Regions from separate parts of the Homo sapiens genome. Here region 1 is linked to region 2. A link is a loop called in an ENCODE intact Hi-C map of the cell type or tissue named here. Cell type or tissue: heart left ventricle. All regions are shown on one strand. Each heading gives the region's core, and the rest is flanking DNA. Links, peaks and the distances in the headings are about the cores only. Region 1 overlaps GREB1L (GREB1 like retinoic acid receptor coactivator). Region 2 holds the start of GREB1L (GREB1 like retinoic acid receptor coactivator).

The links. Hi-C counts contacts between places; a loop is a spot of excess contacts. Peaks named below come from ENCODE experiments on the same cell type or tissue, not always from the same donor. Only the 100,000 strongest peaks of a DNase experiment are listed, where the experiment ranks them.
Region 1: it touches region 2 in a loop (3-fold over the local background); 10 of 110 quality-filtered maps call a loop at or near these places.

What each region holds. Positions count from the first base shown.
Region 1 is chr18:21,362,327-21,367,705 of GRCh38, forward strand. GREB1L (GREB1 like retinoic acid receptor coactivator) reads left to right here. Exons shown (of 33, transcript NM_001142966.3): 2 at 3,701-3,810. Among named protein-coding and RNA genes, the nearest start is that of GREB1L-AS1, 86 kb to the right of the region's middle. In heart left ventricle, for the core only: no CTCF peak of the experiment used is centred there; no DNase peak of the experiment used is centred there.
Region 2 is chr18:21,239,047-21,244,425 of GRCh38, forward strand. It overlaps GREB1L (GREB1 like retinoic acid receptor coactivator), which reads left to right and starts at 3,186. Exons shown (of 33, transcript NM_001142966.3): 1 at 3,186-3,347. It overlaps GREB1L-DT (GREB1L divergent transcript), which reads right to left and starts at 3,682. Exons shown (of 3, transcript NR_183513.1): 1 at 3,564-3,682; 2 at 2,231-2,289; 3 at 1,629-1,961. In heart left ventricle, for the core only: a CTCF peak has its summit at 3,203; DNase peaks (open chromatin) are centred at 2,550, 3,225 and 3,846; H3K4me3 peaks cover 2,598 bases; H3K27ac peaks cover 2,048 bases; H3K27me3 peaks cover 4,432 bases.

The DNA.
Region 1 (5,379 bases), core at 162-5,161, 120 kb after region 2:
TTAAAATTTGTGTTTTTTTTGGAAAGTGGGGAGGAGAGGAGTCATTAGTAACCCCAAAGAAAAATGATTGTAGCATAACTTAAAGACTTTGTGTGCAAACATTTTAGAGAAAAAAATATTTTTATTAAAGAAATGCCATTATAAGTATTTAGATTTCTTCTTAGAAATATTGTCAATGGAAATTTTCTTAAGCATTTTGGCTCTTTTCTTTAGATGTAACATAAATATTTGTATCATTTGCCCTTTTTGAGAAGAATAATGTATTTAGCTCCAACAGAGGTTTTCCTGTGTTGCTCGATATCTATTCTAAAAACGGGTTGTTAATCTCCATAATTGGCATTGACCACATGATGTTCTTAATTGACCTCCAGGTTAGTTTTTGTTTTTATGTTCTTCGAAATTTCCCCTTCACTGTATTTGTCTGAATGTTAGAGTTATATTTACTTCCTATTCTGTCTGATAGTTTTAAATAAGATGTTTTAAACAACAGTCACAACGAAAGTCCTAGAACCTAGATGGCATCAAGCAGAGTCTCCTGCATCTACAGCTTCCCTGTCATTAGTTTGTTGCTGGGAGATGTTAATATGACCTTTCCTTTGTTAGAAAAGAGCTGTGCAGCCCTTCCCAGAATCCTCTTGTAAAATGTCTTTTTAACCCAAGTTGGAGGTTGTCTGATGAATGGTTGGCTTTTTCAAATGTGCTGCACATATTGTTGACATTGTCACAGGTTGCTTTTTAATTTCTAATGTGTTTTTAATTTGCAAAGCATGCATGTGCCTTTCACCGCAGTAGAATTGAGTCAGCATTTCTGAGTCCAGATATTAAGAGTCAGGCTTAAGAATGCTGTATGGTAGACTTAGATTTCCTGAAACACTTGTGAATGAATTTCACTTTGAATATTGATGAATAAAAGAAGATACTTGAGAAAGGCTCCCCCTGCCCCCACTCCGCCTCCCCCCCGCCCCCCCCCCCCCACACACACAAGAACTCCTCCTGCCTATTGGTGAGTGAATTGCCCCGATATAAAAGCATTGGGTGGGGAAAAGTGAGTTACAGAGTGAAAAGGCAATCCACAAATAATCACTCTTTTCTGCCTTTGATTGTGTCAGATTTTTTTTGTGTGTGTGGCAATTGTTTTCTTTTTTGCTTAGAAGAGGTTTATGGTCCAATGTCTGTCAAGTCAGCCCCTGTCTTAAGCTTGCAGTTGTATTTCTCTCTGGAGTTCCTGGAGGTGATGTTATCTTTTGTTCACTCAGCAGTGTGGTCGTTTCTGAGAGCATCTGTCACTTTAGGCATTACAAGATGGATGGGTCTCCAGTGAACTGCTGGTTGAAGCAAATGGTGAAAATAAGAAAATCAAGGGGTTTCAGGGTCTGCAGAGGGGACAGACAACAAGGAAACACTGTTAGAAATCAAGAGTAAGCTGAGCAATAGAGGAAGAGAGCAAAGATGGATCAGATGTCATTTTATAAACATCTTGGAAATCAGAATCTTTTGGTGGCTTTCGTGATCTGAGGGAGACATCTGCATCATGGTAAACAATTCCATGCTTTGGATTTGCAAAATGTGTTTGAATATATATTTTTTAATCTTGATAAAGTATTGGGAAATAATCATAATGATACAGAATATATTATGTGAGGATTTTGCTGTTTGGAGAATTAGTAGTCTTTTAAATGTTTTAAAGATTAAATTAGAAATCTAACCTTAAAATTTTTGTTTTTTCTTTTTTTCTTTCCTTCCTCTTTTTTTCTAAATTTTCTTTTTGTAAACAAGTGAGCAAGCATAGACATTAAAATGAAAAGTTTTGGCCACATAACTAATATTCTTATTGTTTACTAAATGCTTTTTGGCACTTTTGTAGAGGAATTCTGAAAATTCAGTGCTCAGGCTTTTGGGAGGCTGGGGACAGATTTTAAGTTATTTTCAGTAACCTTCAACTTAAGGGGCTCTTTGGTCAAAAAAAGAAATATAATTGTTATTGATCTGTCAGAACAAGTTGGAGATTTGTATTGTATTTAGAAATTTATTTTGTTGGTGAAGGTCAAAATTTATAAATCCTGGCTAATACAAAGTCCCTCCTGTGAAAGACAAGGAACAGGAAGGAGGTTGGCCAGGGAGTAAGAAAGGAGAAGAGGGGGCAATATGATTGCAAAAAAAAAAAATGATTTTGTCAAACTTCTTGGCATTTGTCTATTAAAAAGACCATAGGTTGAAAGGCAAAGAAATTAAGATGATTAGAAGCTTTAAGCTATACAAATGGTTGAGTATCTTCCTTCTCTATGGATGTAAATAATAGATGAAAGAGTAAGAGTGACAACAAAGGATCAGGTCGTTTAAGAGAATGTGTGCAGCCTGAATAGGGGTCTGTGGCCCAGGGCCAAAGGTCTTAGCTTTGAGTGTAATTAGAAGAAAATACAAAAATGTCATTACTAACAGGTGAAGTGTGCAGCACGTGGCCAAAAATTAGCAATTTTAGACTCTGAAGCTATTGGAATTAGATTACTGACTTTTTTTTTTTTTTTAATCATTAGGGTCCTTGTGGAGTAATATAGTTTCATTGGCAGTAATGCAGTTTGACCTTGTTGACCATATGGGGTAATCTTGGGTTTGGATGTAGGTAGCAAGGCTCCTGCTGACTTAGGAAAAGATGTCTATTTATGTGTGGGCGGGTGGGATATATGTGAGTTTGAAAACCTAGACCTTCCATTTTTAATTATTATTTTGCCTGAAGACATTCTTCTGACAGTAAGAGGTAAGATAAATATTTTTATTCGAAAAATCTAAAATTTTTTTTCTTTCAAGTCGGCATAAGAGAAAAGTAAAATGAAAAAAACCATTTTTAGACAACATAAATTAATTTTACTTCAAATATTTTAGTTATATAGATATTTATATTGAAGTTAGTTTCTTAGGAAAATCCTCTTTTGTTTTCTTTTTAAACAAAGTAACAAAGGACTAGAAATGCTTCTATGTTATCTATAAAAATCAATGACAAGTAGTTTTCATTTCACTTTATGTTTTACAACTATATTTCCTATTTTCCCATGCAGTAGTTTATATTGACCATAATCTATTTAGAGGAGAGATGAACATGCATACTATACTTTTCAACCAATTATATGCAATTATAATTATTTAGTTTAATATCTTCTAGGAATACATTACTCAGAAGGGTAAGAAACAATAGCTCTTGTTCTTTTTGCAGGCTTTCTTACTGGAAAATTTTCAATCAATAGTAATTATGTTTTACGTTTTTGATAGTTCTTTGAGTAGATAAATTTGGGCCGGGTATCAGGGATTATTACTCCTAAATTCCTTAGATAAGAAAATTACCTTCCACTAATTTCATTCCTAAAAGTAGTCTGTTGGCTTTTGATATTATGGTAACATCTGCCATAAATGCAGACTTGACAGACTTATTCAACTTACTTTTAGTGGGGGAAATCATAAGAACAACAGAAATTATCTTTGAGTATATATAATTAGGAGTAATTATTTTGAGACTATTGAGAAAAGTGGAGTATCTGTATATTTGCTCATTATAATGTATATGGAGTTGGAAAGTGTGAGACTTTGATAATTTCTAACTGTGATTTTCATGGAATTATAAATATTTAGATTATTATATTATAGAATATGTATTTGGAAATTAACTCATGTCTTTATGTATATATTTTTATTTTTTATGTTTTTGCAGGTGCACAAAAAGCTTTAAACAAGTTAAAATCTAGGCAACAGACTCCCTGAAGTGTTGACTGCCCAACTTAATCATGACTGTGATTCAAAAATGTTAATAAATAAACCAAGGTATTGTACAATTATATATGACCCTCCCCAATTTTTCAAGATCAAATTTGTTTTAGGAAGTTGTATTTAGAATTCAAATAAAACTACTATGTTTGCTTCTTAAAGTGAATAAGATACTTCCATGAGCTCCTCTCCTTCCCTGCTTTCCTCTCCCCTCCCCCATCCCCTTACCCCATACCAGAAAGCTTCTGCAGAGTTCTTTCTCTACAACAACCCCTGTATTTCCTATATACCTAAATTAAGAAAATAAGAATTCAGTTCTTTATTCCCTTTTGTTGATTATGATTTTATGCTTCAAATTGTCTAATAAATGAGACTTCTAGATTATAGGCTTCTGCATAAATACCCAGATTATCCCTATTGACTGCATATATTTGTCTCATATAACACTATCCTGAGATATATGTTCTAAAGATTTTATAAAAGTTTTTTTTTCTATTTTAGGAGGCTTTTAATTTAGAAAAGGAAAAAGGTGATGCTCCCCACCCCCCACCCCCATCAAAGAAAATCAGATGCTTGCTTAGAATTGAGAATTTAAGGCTACTGTTTAGGTAACTCCTGTCTGTCAGAAGGGGCATATCCCAAGACTGTTTCTCTCCTTTTGGAAGTTACAATGTGCTTAAATAGCCTGGCATTTCCAAGAGAGGCCAAAGATCTTTTCCTCTTTTATAACACGTTGTATCCTTTTGAGGCCAAAAAGAACAAGAGGGTCATTGCCACTTCAGCCTGGTCCCTGTTTGTTCCTTCATGGTGACCACGCAGATACTGAAACCCAGGATGGGCTTAACATTTGGGCCTGGAACATCTGGAAAATGGTCAGAGAGGGAGCGGAGGAGGCAGAAGAAAGAGAACTGTTGCATTTTGTTTCACCAGGTGCTAGGAGGAAGCAACATTAGCCTTTTTGATATGGGAGGCACATTCTGTGGACCCTGGAGTTAGGCTGCAACAATTGAGGAGGTCAAAGGACAGCTGAGTGGGGTCAGTGAGACACCATGGGGTGTATTTTGTTACTTAGTAAAAGGAGCAGCCTCCTAAACCTTAAAGGATTCTCTTGAAAATCTGTGTTGTGAAAAGGTTTTATGAGTCTTATGGCAAAAACTCCTGATTTATCTAAGGAATGCTCGCTTTTGTCTAATGGAAGGATAATCCTTACCAAATGTTGGCAACGTCTATAAGAGTCAATATAGGTCTGAAAGAACAGTTGGAGTTTGAAGTGTACTTTGCTTTTCAAAATGTTTATCATTTTAGTGTTTCTCTCTCAGGAAGAATTTTGCACTGTTGAAATATCACCTTTTTCTTTCCTTGGAGCAGAAAGCGGTAGCGGGTGGGGAGTGAGGGAGGGTGGACGGGGAGAGGTAAGCCGGGAACTTACATTAATTTAAAAATCATTCTACAAGCTTTTGGCCTAATCTGCAAACAAGGTATTATTATTAAACCTTTAAAAACACCAAAACTTGTTAACTCTAAAAAGTAATATTTGAATTTATTTTAACTTACGAGGAAAATGGGTGGTACATGAAGTGTCATGTTTCTGGAATACAGATTTTTTTATTTAGTTGTTGATAGAAA
Region 2 (5,379 bases), core at 203-5,202:
GATGCACAGGCAATGATCACAGTCAACATTTAATAGTGTTCCGGGCTGGGCATGGTGGCTCATACCTGTAATCCCAGCACTTTGGGAGGCTGAGGCGAGCAGATCACCAGAGGTCAGGAGTTTGAAACCAGCCTGCCAACATGGCGAAACCCCGTCTCTACTAAAAATACAAAAAATTAGCCAGGCGTGGTGGCGGGCACCTGTAATCCCAGCTACTCAGGAGGCTGAGGCAGGAGAATCGCTTGAACCTGGGAGGCAGAGGTTGCAGTGAACCGAGTTCATGCCACTACACTCCAGCCTGGGCAACAAGAGCAAAACTCTGTCTCAAAAAAAAAAAAAAAAAAAAAAAAAAAAAAAAAAGTGTTTCAGGCACTAATGCATCTTCTTTTTTTTTTTTTCTTTTTGAGACATAGTCTCACTCTGTCACCAGGCTGGAGTCAGGATTCAAAACTATGGGACCTTTTTTCAGAATGTTCACTCTGAACCCTATCATCTTTTATAATTATGGAGGTCTACTGGGCATGCTGAGGGACATAGAAATCCCAAAGGGAAGACAAGGCAGAAACACAAATTCAGGACACAGGAGTGTGAAATCTTTTTTTTTTTTTTTGAGTCGGAATTTTGTTCTTGTTGCCCAGGCTGGGGGTGCAATGGCGCAATTTGGCTCACTCCAACCTCCGCCTCCAGGATTCAAGCGATTCTCCTGCCTCAGCCTCCCAAGTAGCTGAGAATACAGGTGTGTGCCACCAACACCTAGCTAATTTTGCATTTTTAGTAGAGATGGGGTTTCACCATGTTGGTCAGGCTGGTCTCGAACTCCTGACCTCAAGTGTTCCACCTGCCTTGGCCTCCAAAGGGCTGGGATTACAGGCGTGAGACACTGTACCCGGCTGGGAGTTTGTTATCTAATGAAGATGGCATTGAACTCTTTTCAATCTACCAGGATATATAGATTACTCTCACTTTTACCCTTGTTAGGGACTTGCCTTGTTTACTGACAAATCACCACTACTACTGATATATTGTGCCGTCTAACTCACATTAGGTGCTCAATATCTGTTGAATGGATGAAGAATGAATACCAGAGTCCTGTAATATTAGACTATGGTCCTTGAGTGACTGCCAGATTTGCTTTCACATTTCTAGGGTCTAGTGTACCTGGCACTCAACAAATGGTCCTTGCACTAAGAGAGAAAACTGCACTGGTGGTTTTACTTTAAAGCGGCTCCTTGTTCAGTGTCCTTATCTTTAAATTGGAAGGTGTTTTGCTTCTGCCCAACCCCCACACACTCTACAGACCTTGTGATGGGTTGAGTTTTTCAAAAGATTCTCACCTGCTTTAACTTCTATGAGCTTAGTTTATATTCACCAGGTGAACTTAAAATTTCAGTTTCTACAGCACTGTCTTTTCCACGTGTATGGCCAGTTCTCATGATGAGTTTACTAAGTGACTTTGGATTCTTTTAGCTATTGCTAATCATCTGCACCTTTCTGTTGTAGTTATTTTAAAGCCCGCCCGCGCGCGCGCGCGCACACACACACACACACACACACACACACACACTCTTGAGTCAGGGTCTCTGTCACCCAGGCTAAAAGCGCTGGGACTACAGACATGAGCCACCGCGTGGGGCCAAAAACATACGGATTTTATTTACTAAACCTGTATTGTGTGCATGACCCAGAATTGTGGGAGTACAGCAATGACTGAGAAAGCCGTGTTTCCCACCTTCGTGGCACATAACAATGTTTCTATGGGTTTTTAAAGGCCCAACAACAGGGATTCAATTATAAAATAAAAATATTTCGGTACAAAACATGATTTAAAAAAAGACAACTATGTCTTCCGAGTGGAGGAGGGAAAGGACAATCAAACCTCGAACAAATCGTTTATCTTGCTAGTCACAGCTTAGCTATGCCTTGTTATTTTCCGGTGATTCCAAACTTCCAGTCCATTCCCTCTGCATGGATCAAAAGTGACAGGAAAGAAAAAAATGTATTTCGGATATGGCAAAAAAGAAAAATGCAAGACAAGCAAACAAAAGTACTGGGACATCGTATGAGAACTAGTTTAATTGACAATGTCTTTAAATGGTACCTATCACTTGACAATGATTCCAACCCACCCGGGCCTGGGCGCCGCGGCTGCCTCCCCACTCCCACGCACACGGGGAGCTCCCCCGGGCTGTACTGCACTAAAGGCACTCAAAATACATCAGCCTTTCCTTACCTCGATTCTTCCACCACATCCAGCATGGAGCTGCTGCTTCCAGAGATGTAGTCGCCTATCTGTGGCAACAATTAGTTTTAAAAATGGAGCCGCATCTCTAATAACAAAAGCCTCCAGCTGTGAAAAGTGGAGCTAAATCTCTCTACCGGGCCGCAGCATCTCTCAAGAACCTTTTCCCCGCAGCACCCGTCAAGGCCCAGGGCCAGCTGGACGCGGCTGCCCTGGGGTGGAGCCGTCCCCGTGGTCCCGGGAGGCTACCGACGAGCCGGGGCCCGGGGCCGGAGGGCGTGCTCCTCCGGGAGGTGCAAAAGTCGGCTTGGGCCCGGAGCTCCCGGGTTTGTTTGGTTTTGTCCGCGCCCTGCCCCCACCCTACCCCCTTCATGCAAAAGGCCAAGGGTTTCCGAGCCACCACTGCCCAGGCCGAGTTCACGCTTGGGGCTCTTCAGCCGCCGTCCAGTGAACAGAGAAAGCAATTGCGCAGAGGCGAGAGCAGGCTGAATGAACGCGGGCTCCAGGGGAAATAATTTTTCCTCCTGGCTTCGCGCGTCAGCACACTGGGGTGCAGCCCTCCCTCACAGAAGACCCCCCCCCCGCACGACCCCCTGTACACCCCCGCGGGGCTGCGCGTTCGTCTGTGCGGCGGGGTTTGGGAATGGAGGCGTGAGGACCGCGCATCGAGGGCTCCACAGGCTGGGCGGGGGGCGTCGTTGGAGGGGGGTAGGGGAGAAATGCGCGCCCACCACCCTCACAGAGGGCGAGGGACCCCCAAAAGCCACTCGCGGACGCCGAGGCAGCGGGAAGGCGCGAGGCGGGGCGGGGGGAGGGGGCGCGGGGGTCCCCGCTGCGGAGGCCAGGGCGGGCGGGAGGGGCAGCACCTGAGGAATCCGCCTCCGGCTGCGGCGGCCGCCGCCTCGCTCCGCCCCGGGGAACTGAGCGCGCGGACCGCGCGCCTGCCAGAGAGACGCCAGCCGCCGGCGGCGCTAGCACCTCGGAGTCGGGCGGCCGGAGCAGCGGAGCGCAGCGCGGCGCAGGGAACGGCACTGGGGGTGGGGAGACCAGCCCGGCCGAGCCGAGGGCCACCCCCTGGTCCTCTGCCCTCGCGCCCCGCTAGGGCCAGGTGAGCGGCCGCGGGGACTCCGGGGCGCGGGCAGGAGGTGAGAGGTCGCGAACCGGGCGCGGGAGCTCGCCTGTGACCGGCAGGAGCTGCCCTTTGGCGGGCTGGACGCCCTGGCCGCGCGGGGAAGCGCCGCAGCGGACTTTTCCGGAGGGATGGGAAGCTCAGCGGGGGTGTGAGCGGAGCGCGTGCGGGTGGCGAGGGAGCGCCAGTGCCAACCTGGGAGCCGTGCCTGCCTTCCCTGCCGCCTCGCGTCGCCCACCGAAGGGACCCGGCCGTGCTGTCCGCGCCCAGAGGCCGAAGGCCTGTCACCGGGCTCTACTCGCTGCCTTTGTGGCGGGAGCGAGACGGCCCGGGGGTGGGACGAGGGAGCTGCGGCGCGCCGAGTAGCGCGGGGTCCCCCGGCGGAGGCGGCGAGGGGGCACCTGGTTCGTCTCCCCGAGCCCAGGGGCAGTGAGGGGGTGCCGGGCAGGCGGGCGGGCGACAGGTAGGGCGCCGCGGAGGTGGCGGGGAGAGGATGGATGGAGTTCAGCCTGGGAAAGTTGAGAACGTCCAGAGGTGGCTGGGCGCTCGCTCGGCGTCTGTGGGTTTTTTTCCTCAACACCAAATGTCACTTCGTCACGAGCGGGCGCGCGTGTCTTCCGGCCAGCATGTCCATTTTTCTGTGCATGGCTGAGGACCACTCTTATTCCGAATGAGACACAAAGAGTTGTGTTGACAGCTGACCCTGACACAAGCAGACAGCGAGTGAGGTGCGCCCTGGCCGGGGAGGGTGAGGGAGACTCGTTAAAGGAAATCCATTCCCGCCGTCCCTCTTCCCAGCTCCATTAAGAGGAAACTCCATGTGGAGATTCAGTGCGTGGGGTTTCTCAGTTACATGAGTCCAAGGAACGTCCCCGAACGCGACTCGTTTGCCCGGAACTGCCGCTGCCTCTAACCGAGGCTGCGGGTCCTGGAGAAACTCCTCAGTCTTGCCCCTTTCTCCGGTGAACGTGACGGTTCCAAGGTCCTTATCCTCCCCACCCACTCCTCTGGCCCCGGCTGAGAGGATAGAAACCACATTTTAATTTCTGCTTTTCACACCGTAAGGTGTTTTTTTCCGCCTCCCCCCGCCTCGAGGCGGGAATCCCTGCTTAAATCACATTTTTAAACCTAGCCGTTTAAATACAGGGAAGAGCTTTCCCACAAAAGGTTTTTGAACTCAGTCCCCCTTAATAAAACCTCTCATTCATCTATATATGTTCTTAGACTTTAAATCCTGGAACTCTGCTTTGAGTGTTGTGACTGTGTTGTTTCTTCTCTTTGCTGAAATTTTCTAGGAGGTTTTGTGAATGATACTGAAAAATTATTTAAAAGAGAAAAAATTAAATTGTTGAAATATTTAGTAATACAGTTACATGCATATAGGTATGTATTTCAAGAGGAAAATGTTTAATGAATGAATATATAAGTAGGGTAAACATTTCAAACAACAGTGAAGAGTATACAGTGTAAATTAAGCCCTCTTTCCTCTCCTCCATACAAGCCTTCATCCTTCTCAGAGGCAGCCACTGTTGTATATTTTTTGTATATCTTTCCGTAAGTCTATTAAAATGGAATTACATTATAGATGATGAAAGGGATTGAATATAAGACTGAACTATATATTCGTGGTGATGACCATTAACTTGATACCCACTCATGATGACATGAGATTATTTAGCCAAATGTGGACAATTATTACCTTGAAGATCAGTTAGAGGGCTAAAAATCTTAGAACAGTATGCAGTGGAAAGCAAAACTATTAAACTAATATCTCCTCCTGCACACACACCAGTTTCCCTACACTGGTTTTTGCAATCTTTATTGAATTTTTCCTCCATTTTGGAATTCTTTATGAAGTAGAGAATGAGAACTGTAGTAGTTTACTTTGTCTACCGCAGTGTGTATCTGAAAACACTGAAAGGGCGTGTGTATACTCCCATTGACATGACATAATATAAAGATGTTAGTGGTAAAGGATAAATACGAAGGCCGAGTTTCAGATGTTTGGTTG